Regions from separate parts of the Homo sapiens genome. Here regions 1, 3, 4, 5 and 6 are each linked to region 2. A link is a loop called in an ENCODE intact Hi-C map of the cell type or tissue named here. Cell type or tissue: sigmoid colon. All regions are shown on one strand.

What was found. Hi-C counts contacts between places; a loop is a spot of excess contacts. Peaks named below come from ENCODE experiments on the same cell type or tissue, not always from the same donor. Only the 100,000 strongest peaks of a DNase experiment are listed, where the experiment ranks them.
Region 1: it touches region 2 in a loop (5-fold over the local background); 89 of 110 quality-filtered maps call a loop at or near these places.
Region 3: a loop joins it to region 2, with 2.6 times the contacts of the local background. A loop is called at or near these places in 74 of 110 quality-filtered maps.
Region 4: it touches region 2 in a loop (6-fold over the local background); 47 of 110 quality-filtered maps call a loop at or near these places.
Region 5: a loop joins it to region 2, with 4 times the contacts of the local background. A loop is called at or near these places in 29 of 110 quality-filtered maps.
Region 6: a loop joins it to region 2, with 4 times the contacts of the local background. A loop is called at or near these places in 70 of 110 quality-filtered maps.

What each region holds. Positions count from the first base shown.
Region 1 is chr4:26,327,750-26,332,749 of GRCh38, reverse strand. All of the region lies in intron 1 of RBPJ (recombination signal binding protein for immunoglobulin kappa J region), which reads right to left. Among named protein-coding and RNA genes, the nearest start is that of RBPJ, 9.2 kb to the right of the region's middle. RefSeq lists an enhancer at 1,509-1,803. In sigmoid colon, a CTCF peak has its summit at 2,372 (motif pointing left); no DNase peak of the experiment used is centred here.
Region 2 is chr4:26,408,681-26,413,680 of GRCh38, reverse strand. The region is part of intron 3 of RBPJ (recombination signal binding protein for immunoglobulin kappa J region); the gene reads right to left. Among named protein-coding and RNA genes, the nearest start is that of CCKAR, 79 kb to the left of the region's middle. In sigmoid colon, a CTCF peak has its summit at 2,791 (motif pointing right); a DNase peak (open chromatin) is centred at 530; H3K27ac peaks cover 197 bases.
Region 3 is chr4:26,079,879-26,084,878 of GRCh38, reverse strand. It overlaps LINC02357 (long intergenic non-protein coding RNA 2357), which reads right to left. Exons shown (of 3, transcript XR_925506.3): 2 at 4,289-4,429. Among named protein-coding and RNA genes, the nearest start is that of LINC02357, 12 kb to the right of the region's middle. RefSeq lists an enhancer at 3,500-3,679. In sigmoid colon, CTCF peaks have their summits at 2,592 and 2,793 (motif pointing left); a DNase peak (open chromatin) is centred at 718.
Region 4 is chr4:26,026,380-26,031,379 of GRCh38, reverse strand. No RefSeq gene overlaps it. Among named protein-coding and RNA genes, the nearest start is that of LINC02357, 42 kb to the left of the region's middle. RefSeq lists enhancers at 832-1,414, 1,415-1,996. In sigmoid colon, CTCF peaks have their summits at 2,262 (motif pointing right) and 2,464 (motif pointing left); DNase peaks (open chromatin) are centred at 1,621 and 2,449; H3K4me3 peaks cover 508 bases.
Region 5 is chr4:25,923,886-25,928,885 of GRCh38, reverse strand. SMIM20 (small integral membrane protein 20) reads right to left here. Exons shown (of 3, transcript NM_001145432.3): 2 at 517-573. Among named protein-coding and RNA genes, the nearest start is that of SMIM20, 12 kb to the right of the region's middle. RefSeq lists a silencer at 2,924-2,973. In sigmoid colon, a CTCF peak has its summit at 2,931 (motif pointing left); a DNase peak (open chromatin) is centred at 2,909.
Region 6 is chr4:25,985,792-25,990,791 of GRCh38, reverse strand. No RefSeq gene overlaps it. Among named protein-coding and RNA genes, the nearest start is that of SMIM20, 74 kb to the right of the region's middle. RefSeq lists an enhancer at 2,217-2,416. In sigmoid colon, a CTCF peak has its summit at 2,499 (motif pointing left); a DNase peak (open chromatin) is centred at 2,491; H3K27ac peaks cover 227 bases.

The sequences.
Region 1 (5,000 bases), 81 kb after region 2:
GAGTCCAGGAGTTTCAGGCTTCAGTGGGATATGATGGCACCACTGCACTCCAGTCTGGGTAGCAAAGCGAGACCCTGTCTCAAGAAGTAAATAAATAACTTCTGAATTTCTTATAACAAACATTACTTTTCCAACAAGAAAAATAATCAAGATGATTATTTTATACAGATGTGAAATCAATTAATTTCTAAGAAAAATTTCCATATCAAGATGGTCATTTCCCTGAAATAACTATGAAAACAAGCTAAAAATTAAATAAATGCCTTTTAAATTACATTAGAATTTAAACAAAAATGTATATGGTAGCTTAGGTGGACAGCTGATTTATTTGTATTTAATTATTTAAGCAACTGACAATTTCCAGGACTTAGGGTACCTAAGAAACTGCTGTTTAAGTAAATGACATGTCAGTAAATCCTGTGTGCAAAGTGTACATATCACATTGAATACATGGGAGGAAGGCCAGGACAAAGAATGGCTTACTTACCAATAATTATGAAATAACCTCTGAAAGGTCTTTTTTTTTTTAACATTACAATAGTGACATGGCAACTCCCATTAATTAGTAATATCCATTTAATCAAATAATGACACTCATTATTATAAGCTGTAAGTAAATTACCATATACTATCACTTCTATCTTGGGAATGCTGAAATTAATTCACTTCCTTGACATGTGGATAAGCATGGATGACAGATACAACAGACTTAATGAATCCCATAGTCAAGAGAATAATATTGCCTTGGCATATACACTAGAAAAAATTCACTACACACATCATCATCATGTTCATAAACCAGATCATCTTTCAGTATAAAATTTCAAGTTGTAGCCTCTCTTCTCTGTATGACAGCCTTCTTTCTTTTCACTCTCCTCTGTCCTTCCATCTTCCCTTCCAGAGGCTGTGGAAACAGCCAGCTGCAATTTATTGCAGGTGGCATAACCAAGAAGCTAGAGAGAAAAGAGGCAGAGACTGGAGTAAGCCAGAGGTAACTGCGTCCAGCCAGTTCTCGAGTAGGAGCAACTGAAGCAGAGTGGATAAGGAGGTGTGCAGTGAGGAGGACAACTATGTTCCTGAAGAGGCCACCTGGTCAGTTAGAAATACAAGACAAAGATCATAAGCAGCACCAAAAACAGGAACACAGCAAACGAGGAAAGAGCAGGCAGGCTCCGAGCTGACCATTTAATGAAGCAACACTGGCCGCCGCACTCTACCCATCAAGGCTTGGGTGCTGAGGGATTTACAGTCTTGCTCTAAGTCTGCACATATGAGAAAAAGGGCTATTTTTTAAAAATGCATGTAACATTAAAAGGCAGCTGAGTGAGATAAATAGAAAGGTATGGGAAAAAAAAAAACATAACGTTGGGTACAGGGGTTCACACTTGTAATCCCAGCACTTTGGAAGGCTGAGGCCGGCAGATCCCTTAAGCCCAGAAGTTTAAGATCAGCCTGGGCAACATGGAAAACTCCGTCTCTACAAAACCCAGCTAGGCATGGTGGCGTGCACCTAGTCCCAACTACTCAGGAAGCTCAAGTGGGATGATTACGAGCTCGGGAGATTGAGGCTGCAGTGAGCCATGACAGCACCACTGCATTCTAGCCTACGTGACAGCAAACCCTGTTTCAAAAACAAAAGACTAACACAGGCCTTCCCCTCCCCCTAAAACAAACCAGGAACTAGCTCAGTCACTGAATGTGTCTCAGCCATTATCTAACCTGTCTGTGTAAATGAATGGGTACTTTTAGAATATATGATTAGTAAGGTCTTCTCTGGCTCTAAAATTTCCTGAATCTAATGGATTTAATAATATATATCACACGTGTCACACAGGATGTAGTTACCTTTCTATGTTATGTAAGTTACCATTAGATGGTATGTTACTTCTCAATAGGAAGAGTACAATACAAATAAGAGCACACAGAATCATAGCCTAGCATCAGTACACACCACGCTTCATCATCGTTCATCAAATCCTCTGAGAAACAAATCCTCACAATATCTTCCTTTAAAGCAATTTACGCAGTCATAACAACAAAAAACAATGCCTAAAATCAAACCATCATGCCTCACTTTAAGCACATTGAGAGATGGGGAAATGTGCTTTGTTCACTTGTGAATTTCATTGAGCTTCCATTCTGCTTCTTTCTACAGGACATATTCTAAAGGCATTACACTTTTCTAATTTTCAACAGTCTAAATGAGTTTTCTATATGATATGTGTTTCATATTCCACTTCAAAAAATATAGGTACAGAAAAGGCAAAAAAGTGAATATAATCCGGGGGTCAGTTTCTACGTGGGTTTCTAGGTAGAAAAACCTATCTATGCTGAATGTCAGCTTTATCAAGACCAAGAGCCACCTAGTGGCAAGTGTTATATATTACCAAATCTGCTCAAGCCATATTCATCCAGCAAATAACATTCTGGCAGATGGTAGGTGCTCCACAATTGTGCAAGGTAAGTAAAATAATTGCTCCTTTTCTTATGAAGCTCACTGACAGATTAAACAATCAATTACAGATAAATTTATATAATTGCAGAACAATGTTAAGTGTAACAGAAGTATGCAAAAATAAGCATCCAGCATTTATTAAAGACCTACAATAAGCACAACACTTTGTTAAAAAGGTTCTCTTGTATCTGTTCACCTTACTCAGAACTTTCCCTTTTCTGATTATTTTATCACCAGGTTTTAATTTCAGGTTTTTTCCTACCCTCCCTTCTGAAGGGGGTGTACCCCACTCCCATCTTACCCTTTAAATTCCACACTTCAGAAAAGGGGTAAGGAGAACCTATTTATTGAGCACCTACTATTACCAGAACCAAGCTAGGCATTTTCTTTTTTTTTTTTTGGAGACAGAGTCTCACTCTGTCGCCCAGGCTGGAGTGCAGTGGCGTGATCTCGGCTCACTGCACGCTCCGCCTCCCGGGTTCATGCCATTCTCCTGCCTCAGCCTCCCAAGTAGCTGTGACTACAGGCGCCTGCCAACACGCCCAGCTAATTTTTTGTATTTTTAGTAGAGACAGGGTTTCACCGTGTTAGCCAGGATGGTCTCGATTTCCTGACCTCGTGATCCGCCCGCCTCGGCCTCCCAAAGTGCTGGGATTACAAGCGTGAGCCACCGCGCCCAGCCGGCCCAGTAGGCATTTTCTATCTCTTATTAATCCTCACATCAATACCATGAGGTATTATTTTCTTCCATTTTTTAGACAAAGGAAAAGACCTAGCTTAAGTGAAATGCTCATAGCCACAAACTTATTTTAGTGACTTACAGTACAATTATTCCCAAGTTCCCTACATCACCCTGCCTCAAAAAGAGCTTCTTGGCCTATTCATTCCTAGGCCCACCACCAAAATCAGATTTTGATTATATTTCTCTTATGGTGTCCACCAATTCCAATCTATTTTACACTGTTTACATCCAGCCCTACCTCATCTTAAAACCCTCAATGCCGCCAGGAACGGTGGCTCATGCCTGTAATCCTAGCACTTTGGGAGTCTGAGGCGGGTGGATCACCTGAGGTCAGGAGTTCGAGACCAGTCTCACCAACATGGAGAAACCCCGTCTCTACTGAAAATACAAAATTAGCTGAAAGTGGTGGCGCATGCCTGTAACCCCAACTACTCGGGAGGCTGAAGCAGGAGAATCATTTGAACCCGGGAGGCATATGTTGCGGTGAGCCAAGATCGCACCATTGCACTCCAGCCTGGGCAACAGAGCAAAACTCCGTCAAAACAAACAAACAAACAAAAACCTCAATACCTTACCCTTGTCCTCTGTATCCCTGATTAATATTCAAATAATCACCTTAGGCCATCCATAATCACACCACATTGGGAGACCAAGGCAGAAGGATCACTTGAGCCCGGGAGCTCTGGACCAGCCTGGAAAACATAGCAAGGCTGTCTGTACAAAAAAAATGTTTTAAATTAGCTGGGGTTGCTGGCGCACACCTGGGTTTGGTGGCACACACCTATAGTCCTAGCAACTGGGGAGGGTGAGGCAGGAGGATCCCTTGAGCCCAGGAGGTTGAGGCTGCAGTGAAGTACGACTTTGCCACTGTATTCCAGGCTGAGCAACAGAGCAATGAGACTGTCTCTAAAAAACACCAACCAGCCAAAAAACCAAATAATCAGGTTAGCACTCAAGGTCTTCCAAGAGGCTCCCAATTACTTTTCCAGCTTAATTTCCCATCACTCCCTATCAACTCTCACCTTTTCTATGAACTCCAAATGAAGATAATCATTTACATCTGTGTTCCCACCAACACTAAATATCGGTTACAGCACTTACCATAATCTCCCTTACACAATAATTACCTGTGTACACTCTACCAAGTCATGAGCTTCACCAAACCATTTCTTAGCCATCTTTATAGGACCAGCACAAAGAGTGTCTTATACCTAATAAGTGTTCAACTGCTTATTTAATAAATATATTGTTATTAAAACAATACTAAAAGGAGAGCCACTAAAGCATGGTTATACTATTAACATTTTCCTTAACACCCCTCCTACATGTCTTAGGACCCCAGTGTTTCTGCTTACTCCAAATGGTGTATGGATTAGGAGCTTTGTACAGATCTAGGTAATTTTTTGCATGAAAAATGTTATCAAATTAAAAAAAAAAAAAGATGTGAAAAAACATGCTGGCAAAATCAGGCACAATCTTTGCAGATCTGCAGTTTTCCAAAAGGGAACATATACCTTTGTTCTATTTATGCAAACCAGTCTAAAGCTAGTTTGTACTGGAGGAAATTAAGCTATGTCCATAATAGACTGTTCACATTATTTTAAAAAAACTACAATATTACATTTATATTTCATAAAGCAATACTGTACTTCTATAACACAATATCATACTTATAAAAAAGTTTTATAGAGTGAAAAACTTTTTTTTTGAGACAGGGTCTTTCTCTGTCACCCAGGCTGGAGTACAGTGGCATGATCACCATTCGTTGCAGCCTCAAACTCCTGGGCTCAGGCCATCCTCCTA
Region 2 (5,000 bases):
AACTGACTGAAAATATATTAATGGAACCTACTTTTTGCTCAACCCTAACCAGACTACTTTAGAGGCAATTTACATATGACTTACAAGAAGTAAGCTGGGTTTATTTAATATTCATTAATTCTCCAAATTATTTATTATATCCTGAGTGTGTAACAGATACTGGGGATATAGCAGTAAAAATAAACAAAAAAATTAGACAAAATTCCTCTCCTCATGGAACTTACACTCTAATAGGAGAGAGATAATAAAAACAGATAAATGAGTGAAATAACATGCATATGTACTCCATTAGCTGGTGATAAGTATGGGGAGAAAAAAATAAAGCAGGCAAGGGGTACTTGAAATGGGGACGGCCCAAGGTGGTCAGGAAAAGTTTCCTTAAGAAGGTGACTTTGAGTCACGACCTAAAGCCATGTGGACACCTGGGGCAAGAGCATTTCCACAGAGGAAAGAGCCAGTGCAAAGGTTCTCAGATAGGAAGGACTGTGACCAACAGTGGGGAAACAACCAACAGACCAGAGCGGCTGGAGTACAGAGCAAGAGGGGGATTAACAGGCAGCGAAGCCAGAGGTAGCGGACAAGTAGACCAAGGAGGCCCTACGGATTTAACTGAGGGAGGAGGGAAGTCTCTGTAGTCCTCTCACATTTATCTAATCCAATAGAAAAGAGCAGTTTTCATGCCTGTATACTTACACTGAGGCCAAGGATATAAAGGTCACAGCCAAGTTAGTGGGCCCAGTTCCAGGTCACTCTAAATTTGGAGGGAAGCCTGGATTAGCTGGGCTAGTTTTGGAGTGGGTTCAGTTCAAGTCTACAAAGGGGAGCTTTCTGGCTTCTAATGCTGGGAGCTACCCAATGCTTACTATGGCACAGAGTCAAATACCTAGGTTGGCACACTCTCAGGAGGTTGAGAAGGCATCAATTTTGGAAACACATCTCCTGTTTTTTTTAATTGAACATTGATGTTAAGACTCCTTAGTAAATTGGTGTATCAGCTATAAAACTCAAAAGAGCTGTGTTTTAGTACAGGTTGTGTATTCCTTATCTAAAATGCTTGGGACCAACAGTGTTTTGAATTTTTTTTCCCCAGACCTTGGATTGTTTGCATTTATACTTAGTGGTTGAACATCCCAAATCTAAAATGCTCCAGGCTGGGTGCAGTGACTCATGCCTATAATCCCAGCACTTTGGGAGGCTGAGGCAGGCAGATCACTTGAGGCCAGGAGTTCAAGACCAGACCGGCCAACATAGCAAAACACTGTCTCTACTAAAAGTACAAAAATTAGCCAGGCATGGTGGCGCACGCCTGTAGTCCCAGTTACTCAGGAGGCTGAGGCATGAGAATCGCTTGAACCCAGTAGGTGGGGTTGCAGCGAGCCAAGATAGTGCCACTGTACTCCAGCCTGGATGACAGAGCAAGACTCTTACAGGGTCATGTTGGCACTCGGGGTTTTCAGATTTTGGAGCACTTCGAATTTTTGGATTGGGAATGCGCAACCTATATGCCAAATACAGTAGTCAAATCTCAATGAGTTATCATAAATGGTACTTTTTTTTTTTTTTTTTGAGACGGAGTCTTGCTCTGTCACCCAGGCTGGAGTGCAGTGGCGCGACCTCCACTCACTGAAAGCTCCACCTCCCAGGTTCATGCCATTTTCCTGCCTCAGCCTCCCGAGTAGCTGGGACTACAGGCACCCGCCACCACGCCTGGCTAATTTTTTTTTTTTTTGTATTTTTAGTAGAGATGGGGTTTCACCATGTTAGCCAGGATGGTCTCGATCTCCTGACCTCGTGATCCGCCCGCCTCGGCCTCCCAAAGTGCTGGGATTACAGGCGTGAGCCACCGCGCCTGGCCCATAAATGGTACTTCTTAATTTCACATCTGAAAAATATAAAGAGAGCTAAACTGATAAAAGAATGAGTAGTGCTGGTTTTCTCAAAAGTACTGTGACAAAATGCATGAAATGGTAAAAATCAGGTTGATAAAAAATTCTCTATTCAAAACACTGACCAAGGTTCTATCTTGAAAGTGCTTTCCAATCATGTAATAAATATAAGAAAAATGAAGACTTTTCAATAGTCTGAGTCTTTAAAAAAAAAAAAGTCAACTCTAAATTATTTCAAAAAGCCATGATGGAAGTAGCAAATCCAATATAATCTAAACATTCAAATTATTTCTATATTGCTGATAAAATCATACCTTAAACATCCCAATATCATCATCCCCTAAAATACGGCAAACAAATCAAGTTGTTGCCCATACTTCGTAAAAATCTAGTGATTGAATAAAAGTCAGCATATATACAAAAAAAAAAGGCAAGAATACACGCAAAAGAAACTAAAGGGAGTGGGGTAAAAATAAAAGGCCACCAAATTAACAGAAGAAAACTTAAATACATCTTTATTTATTTATTTATTTATTTAATTTTAAAGACAGAGTCAGACTTTCACTATGTTGCCCAGGCTGGTCTTGAACTCCTGGTCTCAAGGGATCCTCCTGTCTTGGCCTCTCAAAGTGTTGGGATTACAGGCATGAGCCACTGCACCTGGCCTAAAATATATCTTATGTGGTGTATTTTAGGCCAGGTGTGTGAAACTGACTATTTTTTAAAATTTGGGCAGTTGGTCAATATGTATCAAACACTCAGTGAAAAGTCTGAAAAGTGGTTAGCTTACAGAATTTAACTGCTGCTATAAAAAGATATCCTATAAAACACGTTGCCTTTATTTTCTCATCTTCCCTAGCAGCTCTATCAACTATAACAAACAATACTTTCTCTGCCACTTGGTGGCGATATGCACACATTTAAAATTTTACTCCTTTCACAGTTGTCTTTATTTTCAGAGACTGTTTCAACCACTGATTTCCTCAAATCTTGAGATGATGTCTGAAAACTGCCTTACAGATTCAAAGAAGGCTTTTTATCCATTCCAATATATAAAATAAATTAGGTTAAACAGAATCCAAACTCATGATATTTGCATTATCTTGCTACCTTTGCAGAATCATCACTAACCTTTGATGATTATTCAGTTCACAAGGACCATATTTAGGAACTTTTTGCATGCCACAATTGGCCAATTAACACAAATCTCAATATGACTTCAGAATCAGTCTAAATGACTTTACTGTTCATTGTTTTAACAGCATCATTACTGCTACTGCTTAATTACTTCCTTCAAGAAAGCTCTAGATAAAATAATCTTTTAAAAAGTTTATTCTTTAACCTAAGATCTTACTTAATGAGAAATTAATCACTAATATAAATGGGGTACTAGATGTGCCATGCAAATAAATACTAGTTATTAGGCACCATATTTAACATCAAGAACAATTTTAAATTTGGAGATAAAATTTCCTAACCAAGTATTTTTAAGCATCACTCACTGGAGTTATTTTGTATGCCAAAAAGACACAGCCAAGAGGACTGTGATCATGCCCCCAGGTAACCTCACGCCTTACGCCTTTGCAACTCTTCAAAAAGGCCTGAACCAGGATCGGCAAGAAAGAAGACAGATCCTCTTCCCACTGTGCACTCCACCACCAAGTAAGAGCCCAGAACACTTCTCTGAATCCAGGGCAGTTTGACAGACATCCAGAGGGCTAGATTAGCATTAGCAGTCCTTTACTACTAACACCTGTTTTTTAAAAAAATCAAGTAAATTTAATGGGTTTCCCCTTTATCATAAAGTAATGCAGGTCTACTTTGAAATTTTTAACAATACAAATCAGTAAAAATATAGGAAAGTAGTTACTCTGGCCTTTTCATCATTTTTGTTCATTTTTTAGAGGACTTCAAAGCTTAGATTGTTAAAGCTTTCTTTTGACTGGGGTTTTAGACCAGCTAGGCCATGCCCAAATAATACACAGAAATTGAAAATAGGCTGGGTGCGGTGGCTCACGCCCGTAATCCCAGCACTTTGGGAGGCAGAGGCGGGCAGATCACAAGGTCAAGAGTTCGAGACCAGCCTGGCCAACATGGTGAAACCCCGTCTCTACTAAAAATACAAAAATTAGCTGTGCGTGGTGGTGGGTGCCTGTAATCCCAGCTACTTGGGAGGCTGAGGCAGGAGAATCATTTGAACCCAGGAGGCAGAGGTTGCAGTAAGCCAAGATTGCACCACTGCACTCCAGCCTGGGCAACAAGGCGAGACTCTGTCTCAAAAAGAAAAAAGAAAAATAAAAGCTACTACAATAAAAGATATGGTTAAATTTTCCATTTTAACTTGACAAACCACTACAGCTCTCTATATATGTTGGATCTTTTTCTTTTTTAGACGGAGTCTCACTCTGCCGCCCAGGCTGGAGTGCAGTGGCACCTCGGACCTCAGGTGATCCGCCCACCTTGACCTCTCAAAGTGCTGGGATTACAGGCATGAGCCACCATGCCGGGCCGTATTTTTTAACAGTAACTAACAAACAGGAACCTTATCTGGACTTTAACACAATTTTCTAAATAGGTCTTCCCCTTTTGTTATCTCCAACGGGCCTCAGTTATACATCCCGGTATTAAATGACACAGTGACTTTTAAAACTCCTAGTAAAGGTCCTTTTGCATAAAACCTAGCACACAATAGCCAATCAGAAATAAAGAATAAGTGAATTCAATTGTACTAAAATGCATCTTCAAAAATCCAGAGAAAAGAAAAGCAGCTTGCCTAAATTTGAAGCTATATGATAAACACACATCTATTCATAATTCAATTGGGCTAGCCCAATCTCACCTAGGTAATGGAAAAGGGTTAGTCCTAGGCAAAGTTAAGTTTACAAAGTTTAAGTATTTAAAGGATCTTTTCCTCCTCAATCCCTGCTCTAGATAACCAACACTCAAACGCAAATGGAATGGTATGGCAATTAGGGTAGTAAAAAGGGTAAATATTTAAAATTAGGCCCTCAAGAGTTCCAACCCTAGCTCCACAGATTCCTAACTAATGTCAACCTGGACACATTTAAAGTCTCTGATTTTCAGATTCGTTGCCCACAGAATTTGGATCATAAC
Region 3 (5,000 bases), 330 kb after region 2:
AAATTCATGTCTTCCTCGAACCCGTGGGTGTGACCTTATTTGAAAGTGAGTCTTTGCAGATGTAATTATGTTAAGGATCTCAAAATGAGGTCATCATGGCTGATCCAGGTGGGCCCTAGGTCCAACAGCAAGTGTCCTTATGTGAGAAACGCAGAGAAGGGACACTTAGGGAGAAGAGGGGGCCGTGCGAAGATGGAGGCAAAGATTGGAGTGACGCAGACACAAGCCAAGGAATGCCAAAGATTGCCTGGAGCCACCAGAGGCTGGAAGAGGTAAGGAGGGATTCTTCAATAAAGCCTCCAGAGGGAGCATAGCCCACACCTTGATTCCAGACTTTTTGGCCTCCAGGGCCATGAGAGAATAATTTCCTGCTGTTTTAAGAAACCAAGTTTGTAGTAATTTGTCATGGCAGCCCTAGGGAACTGCTACAGATTGACAATGAGCATGAAATACTTTGGACTTTAAAATAATAAGAAAAAGGAAAATAGCAAGATGACTAGATAGATGACTAGAAGTATGGGAGTTTCGTACTAGCAGCTATTCTTGTTCTAAGAAAGGGGCCCCTTCAGCCTTCCTGTCACTGTGCCATAAGGGACCAAGCTGTCTTGACCTTTTAAGTGAGTTTGCTAATCTCTCCACCTGTTTTCTTTGCTAATATAGCTGTTCTTTCTGTCATGCTAGTGTGCACCCGGGGAGCTGACAGAAATCATTGGCTCTTGATACTGATCATGCAATAAAAATGGCAAGCTGATTAGTCAGCCAGAAAGGAGAAGCCTTTTTCCCATTAGAGGCATGATCTAATGCTGTAATCACCTAGCCTGCTGACAGCGGCCAAGTGCTTGTGGTCGCAGAGTCCTCAGAACAGGTGAACCCTGTTAAAAAGCACCCTTCTCCATGGTTTCAGCTGTCCTGCAGAACATCTTAAGTCTCAGTCCCTGAAATATAACAATGAGACGGAACTCCTGTGTCCCTGAGTTTATGACAACCTTCCAAGACCATCCTTTTTGTAAAAAATATATATATATGCAAATAAAAGAACTCCAGCTTCCAAACCAGGAGGCTTCAGGAAGCCCAGGGTTCTTCCAAGGAATGTAGACACAGTCTTGGCATTCACTTACCATTTCTCCACCTGGATGTGTGTCCCTGATCCAATGGATTCAGTGCCTCCCTTCACCCCAAGACAATGCTAACATGAGGCTTTCTGGCTCAACTGAAAGCTTGAAAAAATTTCAGTGCAGAGAGGGAAAAATGAAGCTCAGTGTCAGCCATGACCAACCATACCCCAAGTCCTTGGGTCAAATCTCATCCCACCCAATTCCTACTGGTCTTCCTTCACCTTCAGGCTCCCAGCACATTGCCAGGTGTGCTCCTATGCCGTCTTTACCTCCACACCGGGGTTTGCATTGACTGTGTTTCTCTTTCCCTGAATGCCGTGCCCCCACAGCCTCTTCCCTCTGTCTACCAGTGGAAGCCCCAAATCCATTAACATCGGTACAATCCTCACTCTTTTACTTTGGTAGACACAGAGCTTGAGTGTTTCCTTGTCTAGGCTTTCCCATCCCAGAACGGAATTTCCTTTTGCACAAATAAAAGCTCAATTAAGAACGTTTTCTCCACCAGAAAGCGGGGCCCCCACAGACTAATTTGGGTTTCCATTTTTAGCAGCACAAAGAATTGGCAGAAGCTTTGAAATTGCAGTTCTTCCTCAAAGACGCCCAAGAGCCCAGATCCAATTCTGAGGCAGAATCAAAGTTCACCTACTGAATTTCCCTCCTCTTACTTCCATGACAGGGAAAGCTTTCCCCAAGCCCTCAGAGAACTTGATCTTTGTAAAGTAGAAGATGCAATTCTTCTCCCAGTAATCAGCACTGGGTGACTTTGATCAAGAAGGTTAACTGGTCTGAGTGTTGGACTCCCTAGCTATAAAATAGAATTAATAATACCTTTTCGCCATAGGGTTATTGTAAGAATATTTAAAGAAAGAACTTAAGAAAAGTGTCTGGCTTGGTGTGTGGCACACAAAATACGTTCATTACTTCTTCCTTTCATTGTATGATTAAGCAATAGTTTGCTTTGTTGCCTTATACAAGGATTATAATATAGTTCTAAGGATTATCTGAAGTTCAGAAACTGGTTAGCGAAGATACACTGAGCTCTCAACAAAGTCAACATGCACTGCATTATAGAGTGTTCTCTTGGCTCCATATCTGCACATGCCTGTAATTATTTATTTGAGATGAATTCCCAGATATGGAATTCGTGGTCAAGAGGTACATACATTTTTAGGACTGCCGCTATACATTGCCAAATTGCCTGACAGAAAGTCTGTGCCACAGACTTCTTACCTCCCCCACAGAATTGTGTCCGAGAGCCTATTTCTTGAAATCTTGAGTTTTTCCTCAAAATGTATTAGCTTGATGGGAGAAGAGCGGTTGTGGAATTGTTTCTCAAACCTGGAAAACAAGCATCCCACAAACCCAACTCACTTATTTTAAAAATGAAGATCCTAAGACTCAGAGAGATTAAGTGACTTGGCGAATTCATCTAATTAGTAAGACAGCCAAAATCCATACCCCATGTTTCCTAATGCTGGAATTCTTTCCATTATACCACTCCAGAGAGAGAGTGTTAGCCCTGAGGTGAAACCACTCAGGGACTGCTTAATAACAAAGTTCAATTAGACCAGAGGGAAGGCGCTGTAGAGAAAAGTGCTAATGCAGAGAGCTTTAATTAGTGTCTGGCTAATTCATCCTCAGATAAGTACAGTGTAGTGTTTGTGTTAGCACCACCTACTGGTGAAAATTTAGACTTGTACAGGATTCCTTTTATGGAGTTGCAGGTAGAATGGGAAAAATCTCCGGAAGATTTGGACTGCTTTAAACTGTCTTATTCTAGAAAGAAGTCGGTAGAAAAATGAGTAGGTATGGAGTCATTGAGTCATGAACCATAAGGACTTCAACTTCTGTGGTCTCAGAATTGCTGTGAATGAAGTTCCAATTTCCTGCAGCAACAAAGTCAGTTTCCTGTTCTTCCTATCGGCTATGTAGAATGTAAACCTCTTCATTTTTCTATAACCTAATTTCTAGTTTAAGTCTACATTCTTCTAGTGGCAGGAAACTTAATATATAGTGTCTTCCTGGTAAAAATCACTCACTTCAGTGTTTATGCAGTCATGCCGGTTTCAGTCACTCAATTCAAAATTTCATGCCCTTCCCTTCTTCTTGGGGTTGCTGGTAAGATCCTGGAAATATAGGATGGTGTAGGTGTAGAAAACGGGGTTCTGGGGGACTGAGAGAGGGATGGGGTGGTATGGTCCACAGGCATCCTTAGCCTGAAGCAGACCTGGTCTTTGGCCATCAGCACCTATGCGTAGTGGCACCCAGGGGCCATACTTGGAGGCTGCCAAGTCCTCCATTGTTAGAAAGCCCTCCATCTCCACTGTATCTTCTTGTCCCAACCTCAAGCTCTGCTCAGGTCTGCGGCCCTCTTTTGGCCATTTTGTGCCCATTTTGGAGGCAGGAGCAAGGGAAACTTTAGGATGCTCTCTTACATGGGCCTGGCTGTGACAGATCGGGGGCTTTCCTGGGGCCTCCCCACTGCTTTGCTCTGTTGCGCTCTCTTCTCCACTATGGCCAGCATACAACGCAGGGGATGGCAAACTATGCCCTGTAAAGGGCCAGACAGCACGTATTTTAGATGAGTACTCCACTCTGTTACTGTAGCACAAACGCTGCCACAGGCAATAGATAAATGAACGGGCATGGCTGTGTTCCAATAAAACTTCACTTACAAAAGGAAGTGGCATGCTGCATTTGGCCCTCAGGGCCCTTGATGATCTCGGTATGTATCTGTGCTGTTCTCCCCTAACTCCAGGCGTCTCCCGTAGATCAGGGCACACATTCTCAGGTCTTGGCATTACTAAACCTATCTTGATGATTTATCACCCGCTACCCCACTTCAGAAAATCACAAGACGAGGGAGCAGGCAAAGTGCAGGACCCCTCAGGGCTATGTCAGCATCTTCTTCTTCCCTTCTCCTCTTTCCCTAGCTAGAGCAACCATCCTTTCCTCTCTTTCCATTCTCTTGTTTGTAGTATAAACTTTTATGTCGTGCTTACGTGGGGCTTAGCCTTTAGATTTGATCACACTTTTCTATCACAAACCTTGGCTATGGAGGACCCACCCAATCTCTGTAATAAGAGTCAAGAGCCTAAATGATTCAAAGTCAAGAACTTGACATTTGTTCTGTGTTCTTCATAATCCCTCCCTTCCCTGTGAGTAGTGGATACCTGGAGTGACTGGGAATATGGTCCCATGATGTCCTCTAACCCTTGCTAAGTTCTGGGCTTTGACCAAGCCTCAGCCATACTCTGAGGGCAGCTGGATTCAGGTAAGTTTGCTGGTCTGGTATTTGTTCCTCTGTCTTTATCCTATGAGGAAATAAGAAGAGTAAGGTTAACTTGACATTGTTAAAAAAACTGCTCACTCACATGAATAGAAATGAATCCTTTTGGGGCAAAACCATTTAGAACAGAGCGTTTCAAACTGCAAATTGCAACCCTTTAGGGTAGGGGTAGGCAATTTTTTTTCAGTAAGGGCACAAATTGTAAATATTTTAGGTTTTGTGGGCTGTACTCAACACGCAACTCTCAACTCGCAACTGCTCAACTCTGCCACTGTAGTGCGAAAATGATCAAAGACAATGGGTAAACAAGTGAGCGTGTCTGTCCTGTAATTAAACTATTTATGAATACTAAAATGTGAATTTCATATAATTTTCACCAGTCATGAGATATCATTCTCCTTTTGATTTCTTCCAACCACTTAAAAATGTAGAAAATTTTTAATCTTATCTTTTTAACTTTTATCTTATCTTTTTTATTTTATTTTTTGAGACAGAGTCTCAAAAAGTTGTATGGAGTGCAGTGGTGTGATCTCAATTCACTGCAACCTCTGCCTCCTAGGTTCAAGCAACTCCTGCCTCAGCCTGCAGAGTAGCTG
Region 4 (5,000 bases), 380 kb after region 2:
ACTGCAACCTCCACCTCCCAGGCTCAAGCGATTCTCTTGCCTCAGCCTCCTGATTAGCTGGGATTACAGGCGCCTGCCACCATGCTCGGCTAATTTTTTGTGTTTTTTTTTAGTAGAGACAGGGTTTCACCACGTTAACCAGGCTGGTCTTGAACTCCTGACCTCAGGTGATCCGCCCACCTCGGCCTCTCAAAGTGCTAGGATTACAGGCCTGAGCCACCATGTCCAGCGTCATATTTGATTTAATTTAATCCACAACCGTACAGAAGATATGTAGCTGAGTGAGTGATCCCAGCCTAGCTGGGAAATAAATACACACATATCTAAATACAAGGCAGGATGTGAGAGATTCAGAGTGGTGCAGGCGTTAGAGGAGGGAGAAGTCTCATCTGACTTAGTAAACTTGAGAAAGATTTCTCATAGGAAGTGATACTGAGATGAGCCTTGAAAAAGGACTGGAAGATAGAAAATTCAGGTGGGGACACGGCGCAGCAATGGCATGGCAGTGTGAAAGCATGGGCTGTGCATCCGAAGAATCAGACAAAGCGTGGTCCTTACCTGAAGGTGCAGGACTGGAGACGATACTGTATGTAGGGTGGACTGAGGTGTGCTGGGGAGTGATGAGAGTAGAGATAGATAGCTGGAGCTTTAACAGAACAATAAGAGAAAGAAGAAAAGCTAAGTGATTTGGACCTGATGAGAACAGAGTTCTTCAGACTGCAAGACAGGGGAAGGGGGATCCCATTTCAAGGCAGTAACATGCTTTCTCTTCCGGTTCCCACTCTCCCTGTTCTCCCTAGATATCTGGCTGCAGGGGGAGGAGGCGTGATGAGATGGGGAGAGGGGAAAATTGTGGGCAGATTCAACTCGGTTACAGGAGGAATCCCAAGAGACACCCAGGCAATGCTGAGCTTTGGTCATTCAAAATAAGGTTATGCAGAAAGTTCCTGCCTGAGAGGCCAGACCATTATTCTGAGACGGGATTTTTCAAATTCTTCTTCCTCTTCCCTTGGTATTTCAAGGTGAATCCTAAAGCGCTGAGCTAGGGATTTCCAAAATACACAGCTGGATACCAAAGCCAGTCACTAAGGGTTCAGGGGAGTCTGGAAGGAGGAAATGTGGAGAGAAAGAAGTCAAGGGAAAGCCCACCGTGCTTTTTCTGTACCTGGGAATCTTTTAAAAAGAGAAGGACGTGGACTGGCTGAGAATAGCCAAGACATCAACAGAGTTGATGGAAGACCTGGCTTTCCCATCTCTGGGCCCGCAGAGGGACAGCGTTAGAGATGTCACCCTTCAGGACTCCGAGAGGAAGCCACTTCACAAGCTGCCCCCTAAGAACCCAGGCTGCAGCCCCGGAAAGGAGCTGCGTTATGGTCAGCCTGGGGGCTTCCCAGAGCTCCCTTCAGTCCCACGGGGCACAGATGCTGAGTCGGGAACCAGTGGACCCACCAGTGAGCTTGCTGTTATGAGACAAGGTGACCGCCCGGTCACGCCCAAGGGCTGGACCTCCCCAGGAACAGACTGGAGAGCCATTGGGGGATACGGGGAGAGCTCTGGGGCTGCAGCCCACTCGGGGCACTGCCTGGGCTGGAAGAATGGGCCACACATTCAGTACTGGAGGCCAGGAGGTCCAGCACGACACAGGCCACAAAAGGACGTCTCCCCAAAGACCAGCAGGCAGCAGCTGGCACACAGCCAGGGACCTTCATGGGACCAAGGAACCCACTGCTCTGCTGCCACGGCGGGGAAAGCCCCCTCGCTCCCCATATCCCTGCCTCCGCAGTGAGAGACAGAGCAAGCAGCAGCTCTCAGAGACACTGAGCGCTTTTCCTAAAGACCCAGCACTTTCTGCAGGGTTTAAAATATCAGCTCAAAGTTTAACTGGATTGGACATCTCATTTATCCTCCCATCCCACTAACTAGTGGGTGAGGCTCAGAAGAGAAAGACCAGATTAGTTCTAAGCAATATAGTGATCCTCCGTTTTCCCTTCGCATCCGATGTGCTGTAGGAGATATATTTGTACAGCCTGGTGACTATCAGTCCTTGGGACAGCAGGGCCAGCCTGGGGAGGGCCCCTGCGGCGGTGGCAGGGTGGGCTCTGCTGCTCTGCCTCCCTGGCAGGGCTCACTGCGGCAGAGTAGGGAGGCCTTGTGGCGAAGGTCCTGAGCAAGACGTGGGGTCTCCGTTCCACCAGGGGTGGGTGGGGGCCGGCCGGGATGGAGGAGAGATTCAGGAGTAGAGTGGGAGGCTGTCCCAAGCGCCTTAGGCCTCTAGGGAGCAGCGGCCTGCCAGGATGGTCTGGAAGGCACGTTCACCCAGGCCCGGAGGCCGGGTTCCCCTGGCCTGGCGGAGGTCCCCTGGGACGCCCCTTCCAGGGGAAGCTGCGATTCCTGTCTCCGCAGCCCTGAGCCTGAGAGCGGAGCGGAGCGGGCCGGCTTTGCGAATGGCGCTGCTGCCCCCTCCTGGGTGGCGCCCGGCAGGTGCTGCGTGCCTGGAGCGGCCTTGCCTGTAACCCTCAGGGTGAATCCCCCGAGGTCGGACTCCGCCGCCCCGACGCTGCCCCTCCTCTGCATCCGCACGTAAAATCACCCAGGCCCATCCCCTCTCTATATAAAATCACCCAGGACCATCCCTTCTCTATATAAAATCACCCAGGCCCATCCTCTCTCTATGTAAAATCACCAGGCCCGTCCCCTCACTATATAAAATCACCAGGCCCGTCCCCTCTCTATGTAAAATCACCCAGGCCCGTCCCCTCTCTATATAAAATCACCCAGGCCCGTCCCCTCTCTATATAAAATCACCCAGGCCCGTCCCCTCACTATATAAAATCACCCAGGCCCGTCCCCTCTCTATATAAAATCATCAGGCCCGTCCCCTCTCTATGTAAAATCACCCAGGCCCGTCCCCTCTCTATGTAAAATCACCCAGGCCCGTCCCCTCTCTGTGTAAAATCACCCAGGCCCGTCCCCTCTCTTTGGGCCACATCTCTCGCGTCTTCTCCGGCCGTTTGTGCGGTCTTTGTCCCTTACACAGCGGCGCTTGGTGACTAAGGATTACCTCTGTGGGCTCAGACAGGGTTGAAGGCCCTGGTTCCGCCCGCGCTGGCCGGTTCCTTAACCTCATGGAGCCTCAGGTGCTCACTGGTGAAATAGGTAGGACCTCGTAGGTTGCCACATCTTGGCACCAGGTGCCTGGCTATGTTGAGTGCTCAGAAAATGGGAGCCATGATTCTCTTTCCTTCTGGCCTCATTGAATTCTCTGAGCTCTGTCCATGCATGCTCAGGTTGGAGACTTTCCCCACCAATTTTCCGCCTATCCCTGCTGGGCAGCCAGGCTTTCCCAAACCACGGGGGGCGATTTTCTACACTCTGGGCACATGGCAAGGACCCGGGGACAGCTTGGGTTCCTGTCATGGACATCAAGCCTGCTCTTGTCTTCCTAGGTTTCTTGCCTTCCATTTTCTTCCGCCTTACTTTCCTTTCGTTTTCCTCTCCTTATTAACTCTGGCTACTGCGGAACTCTCTCCCACCTTCACACAAGCTTTCTTCCTGATCCCTGGTTCTAATTACTTTCCCCCACCGCTGCCCCCTGTCCCCAACCAGACTCTGCCTTCCAGCCCCATCATAACCTCCAGCTGGCAGGGGCCAAGGTCCCCAATGACCTCTTTGCCCTTCAGCCCAATGTTCACATCACAGATTTTTTTTGGACGGTTCTGCAGCATTTCGTGCATTTTTTTTTTTTTAAGACAGGGTTTCTCTCTGTTGCCCAGGCTGGAGGGCAGTGGTGCGATCTTGGCTCACTGCAACCTCTGTCTCCCTCCAGGGCTCAAGCCATCCTCCCACCTCAATCTCCTGAGTAGCTGGGACTACAGGTGAGCACCACCATGCCCAGCTTTTTTTTTTTTTTTTTTTTTGTAGATATGGGGATTCACCATTCACCATGTTGCCCAGGCTGGTCCCAAAATCCTGAGCACAAGTGACCCTCCTGCCTCAGCCTCCCAAAGCACTGGGATTATAGGCGTGAGCCATAGGTCTCCATTTAGTGCAATTAACACTTCTTTAATTTCTGTCTCCTTTGAAGTTCCTGGGGCCACTCCCAAGGCTTTTCTTAGGATTTTCTGTCCTGTCGTCCTCTGGTTCCTTGCTGGCTCCTTCTGATCCATCCCTACCACCCACAGGGCTCCCTCTTTGCCGTCTTCTTTTCATTCTCCACACTCACCTTAGGCCTGTGATCTCATCCACCCCCAGGACTCTCCAGTCTATCTCCAACTCAGATCCTCACTCCCTCTGTATCTGCCAGTGCAGGTGAACACCCATCATCTCCATGCGGATGGCCCAGAGACACTGCCAACTCCACAGGTCCAAAACTGGACTCATTATCTTTCTCCCCAAATTGTTTCTTCTACAGAAATTCGAGAGACATTTCTACTTCCTTTCTGTCTCATCCACCCCTCTCTCCATCCAACTGGTCTCAGCATTCTCTTGATTTCTTCTTATTGCTTAGAACCTGTCTTTCACTGCCACAGGCCCAGCAACAATAATAACAGCAATAATTTAGTGAGTCCTTACATGTACTGTCCTAAGCATTGTGCACACACGGCCTCATTCAATTCTTTTAGAAATATCATGGAAATAGGAAGGAACAGAGGCATCGAGAAGTTAAGTCACTTGCTCAGGTTCATATGGCTAATGAGTGACAAAGCCCAGATAGGCCCCCGGGTCTTGCTGATGGCACAGCCCTTGGCGTTCAGTACTGTTATGCAGCATTATTTCAGGATCTTATTCCTGGCATAAATTGTCACATCACCTCTTGGCCTAGTTTTCTTGACTTCAGTCTTTCCCTCTCTTCAGTATAGCTACCAATGAGATAATTATATTTGTTGTTTCCCAGTACTAAAATCCAATACTGAAATTCTCCTTAAACCCCATCAGTGGCTCTCTGCTGCTCTTTAAATAAAACCTGTACTCTGGAGCCTCTAATGCTCCTACTACCCTTT
Region 5 (5,000 bases), 480 kb after region 2:
TGTTGCCACAGATTATAAGAGCTTTGGTTAATAAATGAGAAACCTCTCATTCCTGGCTAACTTGGATCCTCTGAAAGGAACTAACCATTCAGCCATAAAGGGAGCTTTTTAGCCCTTGTGCAAAGCAGAACCCCACATCAATTCAAACAGCTAACAAGTAAACACTATTTTCCCATGAGGGGAGTGTTTAAATAGGTGCTTGGTAAATAAGTCTGCCAAACAGCTATTCACGTCTCATATCGAATCACGCACTTGTTAACATTTTTATGCCCACTTATAAAATGGAAAAGAGGAACCTGGCAAACGTGCAAAAAGTATTCTGGAGTGAAATATTAGAATGACGCCTTGGGTGGCATCTATAAATGGCAACTGTTGAGAAATAAATAGCAAAATCACAATCTTGTCTCTAAGCTAAAAGGCATTTTCCCACTCTCCACGCCAAGGCAAACACACACAAACCCGCACAACACAGTAGTACAAATAAGATTTGGTTTTGATTTTTTTTTTTCAGTTTACCTGGTGGCTGCACATCCTCTTGAACAATTCCAGCCCGATTTATAGCTTGTTCCTTCTCTGAGAAACATAAGAGAAAAATCATTCTTTAGAAGGGGGGCGGGGAGAGAGAAATATTTGTATTTACATGGGCCAATGACATGGGACAATTAGAAAACAGTATTTATGAGTGCTGTTAAATTCAGATACGCTATTATGCAAAGCTTTTAGGTTGTGGAAGTTAGATCCTATAATGCAAAAGAGATTGGGTATTTTCAAAAGAATAAAGAAATCCATACTTCAAAAGAAAAGCTCCCCAACTAACATCTCTTCTCTGTGATCTCAGCATTTTGGAAAGACAAGAAAACAACAACAAAAAAAGAACAATTTTGAAAGAACTGGTGGGCGTGATATCACGAGGGGAAAGCTGCTGAATTGAAGGAACAAGTACAATTAAGAAAACGATGTAGTTTATATGTCTAAAATGCACTCCACCAAAGGACTAGACTCAGAGCTAAATATGCTATGTTTTTGATAGGAAATAGAGCAGAAAATTAATCTTTGGGTGGGTGGCTTTGGTTTGGATAATTGAAGCTTCCCTAATTGATTGCAGGTGCTGCGCCAATTAGCACATTGTAGCGACAGCAACTAAGCCAGTCTCTTTGGAGATGTCCAACAGGCAAGGGCCAAGAGAAATTGGGCATTTCATATCTGTGGGCTTGAAGCACTCTGACACATTTTTCTAAGTGGTTTAGAATAAACCCAAGGTCTGTAAAAACAAAGAGTTATTATTTTAAGTATCTTGACAAACAAATGACAGCTTTTCAGGAGAAAGCCTTAGAGCCAAAGGACGTTTACCACTAAATTATAGTAATGAAATGTCATAATCGGACCTTTGTTTTAATCAGGCTGACAGTGTTTCTTTAAATCCACATTTAGCTCTTATTTAGTATCAGGCCATTTTCTTTACTTTGGCCTCTGGATTCTCATAAAGTTACACAAACGTAACGGTACAAGAAACAGGGTTTGGCCAAATCTAATATTCATTGAACTTGCTTCTCTAGTCATGTGACAGAAAGTCAATCCTAAATGACCGACCTGATAGTTTTATCAATACTAAGTTTTGCTGTGGCAAATAAAACACTGGGCAATGGGGATTATGGGAATCCTGATATCCAAGTCTAAGAGGGATGGAGAGAACACATAGGATACTCAGGCCTATTCCAGGCAACAAGCGGCCTGATGGTTTCACTGCTCCTCTCTGAAAAGTAGCGGATGAATGGCAACCAAGATTCTCTCAAGATATATCAAAAGATTTCTTCCATTTAGAGTGGATATTATGGAGCCTCTAAAGTGTTAGACTTTCTGAAATAACACAAAAGGTGTCCTCATTTCTTAAGACATTAAATCATTGTAGAACTGAGCCCCACCATCCTATAGACATGTAAGTCTCAAAGTATGGATGTCTCGAACATGCTCTTGGAAGATACCAACATGTAAAAGCCCACAGTCATCAGTCTTGGCAGGAACAAAAATAGAATTAATTTTCTGTATCTAACTAAAAGGTCTATTTTCTGATACTATGGAAGAGGGAAGATTTGAGTTTTAAAAAATCACTATCAGAAAGCATTCTAGACTTAGAGATTTCATAAAATCAGACATCCTGGTGTACCAAACACATTGTCCAGAGGCAGGTACTGCAAGGCAAAAGAAGCTGGCAGACTGCCAAGCATCAAAGGAAGCTGACTTTTGGTGGCAAGGACCGAATGCCTAATTGGGTTCTAACCTCTTATGATGCAACGGAGAACCAAATGAAAAGAAAGAAATCCCTGTCTTCACACTTTCTTGCTAATTGCTAATGAGGCTGAAGCAAGGCTGAAGATTTATTTTAAATAGACCATAATCTCTTTATAATCCTTGTCCTAATGCAAACACCTCTGTAGTTTGGCTTGGTCAGGAAATTTAAACCACTTTGCTGAGCCAGTTCCTACCAAATGATAACCAGGTATTAGCATCCTATCTACATCCCCTGGTTCTTTAATCCATTAATGTTTTATAAATACTCTAAGGCCAAAGCAGTCTTATGTAAATTCATGATGTAACACAAAGACACTTTATCTGTGAATGCAGAATACTCTAAAAGGAAAACAGAAACGAGTCCCTCACGATTTAGCAGTGCATCTTGATTGAGGTTGACAGTAAGCTTCTATTTCCCTATCTTTGGAAAAGAGCAAATGTATATAAACCTCAGGAAAAGGGAAATGGCAGAAGTCAGGGGTTTAACTATGTAAACAAATCAGGATAAACTTATTACCAATTTCACTAGTGAGCACATTTCTATCAGGAGTGAAATAATTTAAACCCAAATATGGCACACCGGGTTAAAAAACTCCCCACTCCAGTGTCTCAGCAAGCCCGACTCTGCCCCCTGGTGCTAAGGCAGTGGTGTGATTTGTAGTTTTAATTGAGGACGTTATCTCTGGTCCAGGGGCCAAAGTGTATTATTAAAACTAGTAATACATGCAGACCGGCTGATTTTTTGTACGATAGTAAAAGAATCTACCTAATAATGTTGAAGTCTTTAAAAACAAAAACATATCCTTATATTAAATGTCCACACCGGAAAATACATCGACTGTGTGACTTGTTACTTGAACATTCACAACAATGCAAACACTGCAGGATACTCAAGCCCCAGCTCCCTCAGCAGTCTCAGGATTATTCGTTGAGGGTGCTCTAGTGGAGGACCAGCAGACAGAAACCTAAAATAAAAAAGCAAATGAAAGCTGGTGCAAGGTATGACCTTGGGAACCTACCTCCCTATTTCTTCCTGCCAATAAATACTTAAAAGCAACTCTGCCGGGCGCAGTGGCTCACACCTGTAATCCTAGCACTTTGGGAGGCCGAGGCGGGTGGATCACCTGAGGTCAAGAGTTCAAGACCAGCCTGGCCAACGTGACGAAACCCCATCTCTACTAAAAATACAAAAATTAGCCAGGCATGGTGGCGGGCGCCTATAATCCCAGCTACTTGGGAGGCTAAGGCAGGAGAATTGCTTGAACCTGGGGGTCAGAGGTTGTAGTCAGCCAAGATCATGCCACTGCACTCGAGCCTGGGCGCAAGAGCAAAACTCTGTCTCAAAAAAGAAAAATAAAAAAATAAAATAAAATAAAAGCAACTCACAACTTGAATTGTGACAAATGGCAAAATTTGAACGTGGGCTGTATATTCCATACAAGTTGAATATCCCTTATCTGAAATTGGTTGAGAACAGAATTGGTTTGGATTTAGGATTTTTTTCAGATTTTGGAATATTTACATATATATATAACAAGATATCTTGGGGATGGGATCCAAGTCTAAACATTAAATTCATTTGTTTCACATACATCTTATATACATAGACTGAAGATAATTTTATACAATGTTTTTAATAATTTTGTGCATGAAACTAAATTTATATTAAGTACTTATGTGTGGTATTTTCCACTTGTGTCATTTTGGAACTCAAAAAATTCCAGATTTTGGAGCATTTTCCATTTTCAGATTAGAAATGCTCCAACTGTAATAGCACTGTATCAACGTTAAATTTCTTAGATTGGAAAACCGCATTGTGATTACATAAGAGAATGCCCTTGTTCTTCGGAAATACAGGCTGAAGTGTTTAGGAATGAAAGCTCACAATGTCTTTGACCTACTCTCAAATGGTTCAACAAAATAACAGTAATAATTATAATATATAGTACATATAACTATATCTGTATATATGTATGTATCTGTATGTTATATATAGGGGGAGAAAGCAAATGTGGCAAAATGTTAACAACTGGTAAATCAAGGTGAAGGACAATATAGGAATTTACTGCACTGTTCTTGGATCTTTTGTCAGTTTGAGTTTCTTTTGTTTATTTATTTATTTTTTGAGAAAGAGTCTTGCTCTGTCACCCAGGCTGGAGTACAGTGGCGTGATCTCGGCTCACTGCAACCTCTGCCTCCCAGGTTCAAGTGATTCTGCTGCCTCAGCCTCCCCAAGTTTGAGTTTCTTTTTTCACTAACAAAAACCACATAACTGTACAACATGCATACGAAAAGTCCAACACCATTTTGACTCTTCCATGGTGATTATTTCAAAGAAGCTATCTTTTAAAAAGTAGCAAATATAAAATTTTTTTCAAAAGCTTTTCAGTTGCTTTTGTTGCTGCTGTTACCTAGATACATACACCATCTGCCTCTGGGGTATTCCAGAACTGGAGGTTCACTGGTGGTGAGTGTGAACCAGGGGCCAAGGGGAAGCCATATGACCGCAGCAGCAAGTGCAACCCAGTTGGCTGAAGGGGACCAAATGGACGTGGTGACAAGAAAGAACCAGGGACGGAGGGGAAGCCATATGACCACAGGAGCAAGTGTGACCCAGTTGGCTGAAGGGGACCAAGTAGCCACTTGAAGCACTGCACTCCTCCCAACAGTGTCAACAGGTCTGTTTCCTCACCAGAGCCTGGTTGAATCCA
Region 6 (5,000 bases), 420 kb after region 2:
CTCTGTGCAGCAATTACGAGCCTCAAACTGGATGCACATACACAGTAACATGGGCAGATCTTAAAAAACATAATAGAGGACATCGAATACTACTTTGTACCCAGCCCCATTCCAAGTACTTGACACAGTGTAACTCATTCAGTTCTCACCAAATCCCATGAGGTACACAGCATCATTATCTCCAATGTGCAAAGAGAAGCATGGAAAAGTTCAGTAAACTGCTTATCATCTTACATAGCAGAGGAGCTGAGATTTCAACCAGGCAGCCTACATGCTTCACCTCAATTCCGTATTAAATGCATACACATGCATACACACACACACACACACACACACACGGGCATTTATTTATTTATTTATTTATTTAATTTTGAGACAGAGATTCACTCTTGTTCTCTTGTTGCTCAGGCTGGAGTGCAATGGTGCGATCTCGTCTCACTGCGAACTCCGCCTCCCGGGTTCAAACGATTCTCCTGCCTCAGCCTCCGGAGTAGCTGGGATTACAGGCACCTGCCACCACGCCCCGCTAATTTTATATTTTTAGTAGAGATGGGGTTTCTCCATGTTGGTTTCTCCATGTTGGTCAGGCTGATCTGGAACTCCCAATCTCAGGTGATCCGCCCGCCTCGGCCTCCCAAAGTGCTGGGATTACAGGTGTGAGCCACCACGCCTGGCCTCACACATGAACATTTATAACAGCAGGACCTTCAGCACATCACCATTCTGCCTATGCCAAACTGCCAGTTTGTTCTCAATCCATCTCTGCCTTTCCTCTGCTCTTCCTTATATCCTAGGGAACTACAATTGCCAGCTCTCATGGCTCTGGCTTGTGGGTTGGTTTAGGGAATGGGAAACTGGTAGAAGATTAGAGAGGGGAAGAAGGGAGAGCCAGGGTGTTTCTCTATGTCTTTCCTCCGGTAGCTCCCACAACCCTGTTTCTCTTCCTTGGCTCTGCCTTCTGTCAGATGGCCCCTCCTCGACTGTTTCAGATCCTGCCAGCGGTCCCTACATTGGAGTCCCAGCCATAAAGCAGTAGCATCATCCTTCCTATTGCTGCTCCAGCCCTAGGGGTCATGGTGGCTTCCTGAGGTTGATAATCTCTGGGTCACCTGTTTGTCTTCTCAGTTTGCCTATCAACTTGGGTAACCAATTCCCTATATTAAATTTTCTCTGTTTGAAAGACCTAGAGTGGTTTCTAATTTTCTTGCTAGATCCAGACTAATAACTCATTTGTGTGAATTAAAAATCTATGCGTGCTCTGGTGGAAGAAGTACTGACCTGTGAATCAAGATGCCTGGGATGGAGGCCAAGTGCTGTCCCAACCCAATGTGAAACCTCGAGCTCTTTGTCTGTCCTTCTTAGACTTTGCATGCTTTTCTTTTTTTATGAAAACTTTTTTTTTTAACTTTAGAGAGATTGGGTCTTGCTGTGTTGCCAGGTGGGAGTACACTGGTATATGATCATTGCTCACTGCAGCCCTGAACTCAAGGGATCATCCCACCTCAGTCTCCCGAGTAGCTGGGACTACAGGTGCACGCCACCACATCTGTTTTGATTTGTTTTGTACAGATGGCGTCTCGCTATGTTCCCCAGGCTGGTCTCAAACTCTTGGCCTCAAGCAATCCTCCCGCCTCAGCCTCTCAAAATGCTGGGATTCCAGACATGAGCTACCATACCCAGCCTAGATTTTGGATTTCTAATTTGCAATGTTAATGTGGATTAGGTGCTTTTTTTAAAAAGTACATTCTTACTCAAACTCTTTGAATGTGTGTGTGTGTGTGTGTGTGCGCGCGCACGCACATGCATGCATGCGTGCTCGAGATCACAGATTTTTTTCTATGGATAATATGAATTCAAGGATATGCATGAATCACATTAAAGCAGCTGCCTTTGGAGTAGAGAACAGGGATAGAAAAGAGTAAAAAGACAATCAGAAGCTGGGCACAGTGGCTGACGACTGTAATCCCAGCTAATCGGGAGGCCGAGGCCAGGGGATCACCTGAGGTCAGGAGTTCAAGACCAGCCTGGCCTACATGGTGAGATCCCGTCTCTACTAAAAATACAAAAATCAGCCAGGCGTGGTGGCGCAAGCCTGTAATCCCAGCTACTCGGGAGGCTGAGGCAGAAGAGTCACTTGAACCCGGGAGGCGGAGGGCACAGTGAGCAGAGATCACACCACTGCACTCCAGCCTGGGTGACAGAGTGAGACTCCGTCATCAGAAAGTCCCGGTACTGACAATTGGAGAGCAATGCAACACAGCACACAGCAGTGGTTCCTAACCTGTCGGCCAGCCCACGTGCTGCCGTCCAGAGCTAGACGTGTCACCAATCACCTTCCACATTCACCCTCGGTGCTCCTGAAGCAACGGGAAGCCTTTTCTGGGTGTTTTGTTGTTGTTGTTCCACAGTCACTTCTTTATGGGCCAGCCTCGCCCTGAGAACGAGGAGGGTGAAGGCGGTTCAGCCCGGACAGGCTGCTGGCGCCATCTAGCGCTCCGATGGAGAACTGGCTCCCGCGCATTCTCTGAGTTGAGATTTCCGGCGCCTGCTCCGAGCTCTCCAACCTCCATCTGCTTTTTTCAAAACCTTCATAGCTTGCCAATTTGCAAATATTGGGAAGTCACTTTGCCTTGAAATCTTCAAGGAGTAACTCTACTGAGCCCATTGCCAGTAGAACCCGCAGAAGCTGCCAGGCAATTACCTAACCCCCAAGAGGCCCCTAGCAAATTGGACATTCTGGGCATTTAAAACCCGCCATCCGCATGCACAGAATTGTAGGAAACGTGGGCTCCAAATTTCATCATCAGAATCTCTGAGGGGCGACCTCAGCCTTTCCTAAGAAAACAATGTCTCTCATGAGGTGTGAAGACATCTGCTTTCCAGAGTCCCCCACTGCCACTATCTCTAAATAACAATTTCTAAACAAGTTGTTGGTTCACATTTAAAATTGCGAGCCATGTTTTCTTTTCTCCATATAGGAGAGGAGAGGCTGGTTGTTTCAGGATTCATTAAGCCCTAATTTCTTCACCAGCATTCTGAGCGCAAATGGCTTAGCTGCTCCATCCCATGTTTAAGGCATATTGAAATAGGCCCTATCCTGCCTGAGACATTAACTTTTAGCAGTAACTGCTAGAAAAGGACCTTGATTTATTTATAATCAGCTGATGTTATCATTCACAGGAAAGACTAATAACATGAGAAATAAACTTGAGCACTGAGTTAGGGGGCAAAATTTGGGAGCCCACCTTAGTTTTTTTTTGTTTTGTTCTGAAATAACCAAGAACAAAGACAAGAGGCGAGTACTGAGTACGGATGAACATGAATGAATTGCTAATTATCGAAACAATTTATTTGGACACTCTGCTACCCGGGAGAGAAGTAGGGTGCTTTTTGTCTTTCCCATCAAAGACTTTATTGCTATTTTGATCATCCAGAATTGTCAAGACCATGTTTCCCTAATAATGCGGCCAGCGATTTCATTTCGCCCTAGGGCCACGGTCACCCAACAGCTTGTAGGACTCTCCGTCCCTCTCTGTTATGAGTGCAGGGAGACGACAGAGGAAAGGAGGGTATAGGTTGGATGCGAAGTGGAAGAGACTTTTCTCTCCCCTTTTCCAAGTGTCAAAAGTGCATCAGTGGCAAGGAGGAATTGCCTTTTAGTTTACTTGGATTTTGACAGGCCCCTTTTACTTTCCCGTCAGCTCCTCAATTCAGGCAATTTCACGGCTTCTTTTCTGCTACTGAGACGTGTTTGTGGCAGCAGTGTTGTTAGCTGCAGCCACAGGCTGAGGAGCCAAATTGCTAAGCAGCCTCGCTTTGACTGCAGCCCACACCCGCTCAGGAGGATTTGCTAGCAACCCAGTGACAGTCCAGACCTAACAGGGCCATCAGGCCAGCCCGAAGGGCGACAGTGTGTCCTGGTTCATTATTCAGCCCAGTTAGATGGCTGAGAGCTGTCTGTATACTTACTTTCAATGAATTGAAATATCATAAAATAGACCTCATTCATTCATTTAACAAGTAAGCATTTATTGAGAGCCATGCTAAAGCTCTGCTGAATGTAATTAGCCGATTAAGCCAAACTCTGCTAAAGAGAGTTCCAGGCAGAGGGAGCAGCAAGTTCAATGTCTAGGTCATAGGCTTGGCTTGTTTGAGGAAGAGCAGGAAGATAGGAATAGTTGGGGGGAGATGAGAGCAAAGATGAGATCCTGGGCTGGGAGGCCACATCATGTACAGCCTTCTAGGCCACAGTGGGGACTTTGGGTTTTAGACTATGTATGATGGGAAGCTACTATGGAGTTTGAAGACCATGCTGTTTCCAGCCCCAAAGGGGCTTTAAAATGCCATAGCCTCTAGGATGAAACACCTCCTCAGCACAGCACCCAGCTAGCTTCTCCTCTGTGCTCTCCTCCTGCCTCACCCCACTCGCATCTCCATATATACCCACCATAGCTCTCTCTTATTTTCCAAAGGCAACATCCCTTTATCTGCCTGGGAAACACCTACCTGCCCTTCAAGACCTTGCATATCCACCACTGCCTTTATCCAGCCGATCTTGACTGTCTTACGCTGTGAATCCCCCTGTTCTTTGCCTCAGAGCCTCTTGGACACAATCCTATTATATAGGGTCCCTGTCATTTCTAAGTGTCTCCCTGCCCTGCAAGACTGGAGGCATTAGACAGGGGAATCCCGTGTGGGGCTGGGGCAGAGTCAGCAAAATAGGTGTGTTAAATTCTCCTTGGGTGGATGAGCAAATGAACAAGTGAAGGGGTAGCTATGGAGAGCTAACCCATGAACTCCCTACCAGCCGTCCACTCCACAGTGTGAAGAATGGATGAGGGGTTGGTTGCAAGCCAGACTGCCTAGGTTCAAATTCAGCCTGCAGCAAGTATTTCCCAGGTGACCTCTGGCAAACTTCTGTGCATTCACTTCTTTATATATAAAATAGAAAGGGTCATAATGCCATGCTCTGCCCACAGGTTGTTGAGAGGATTAAATAA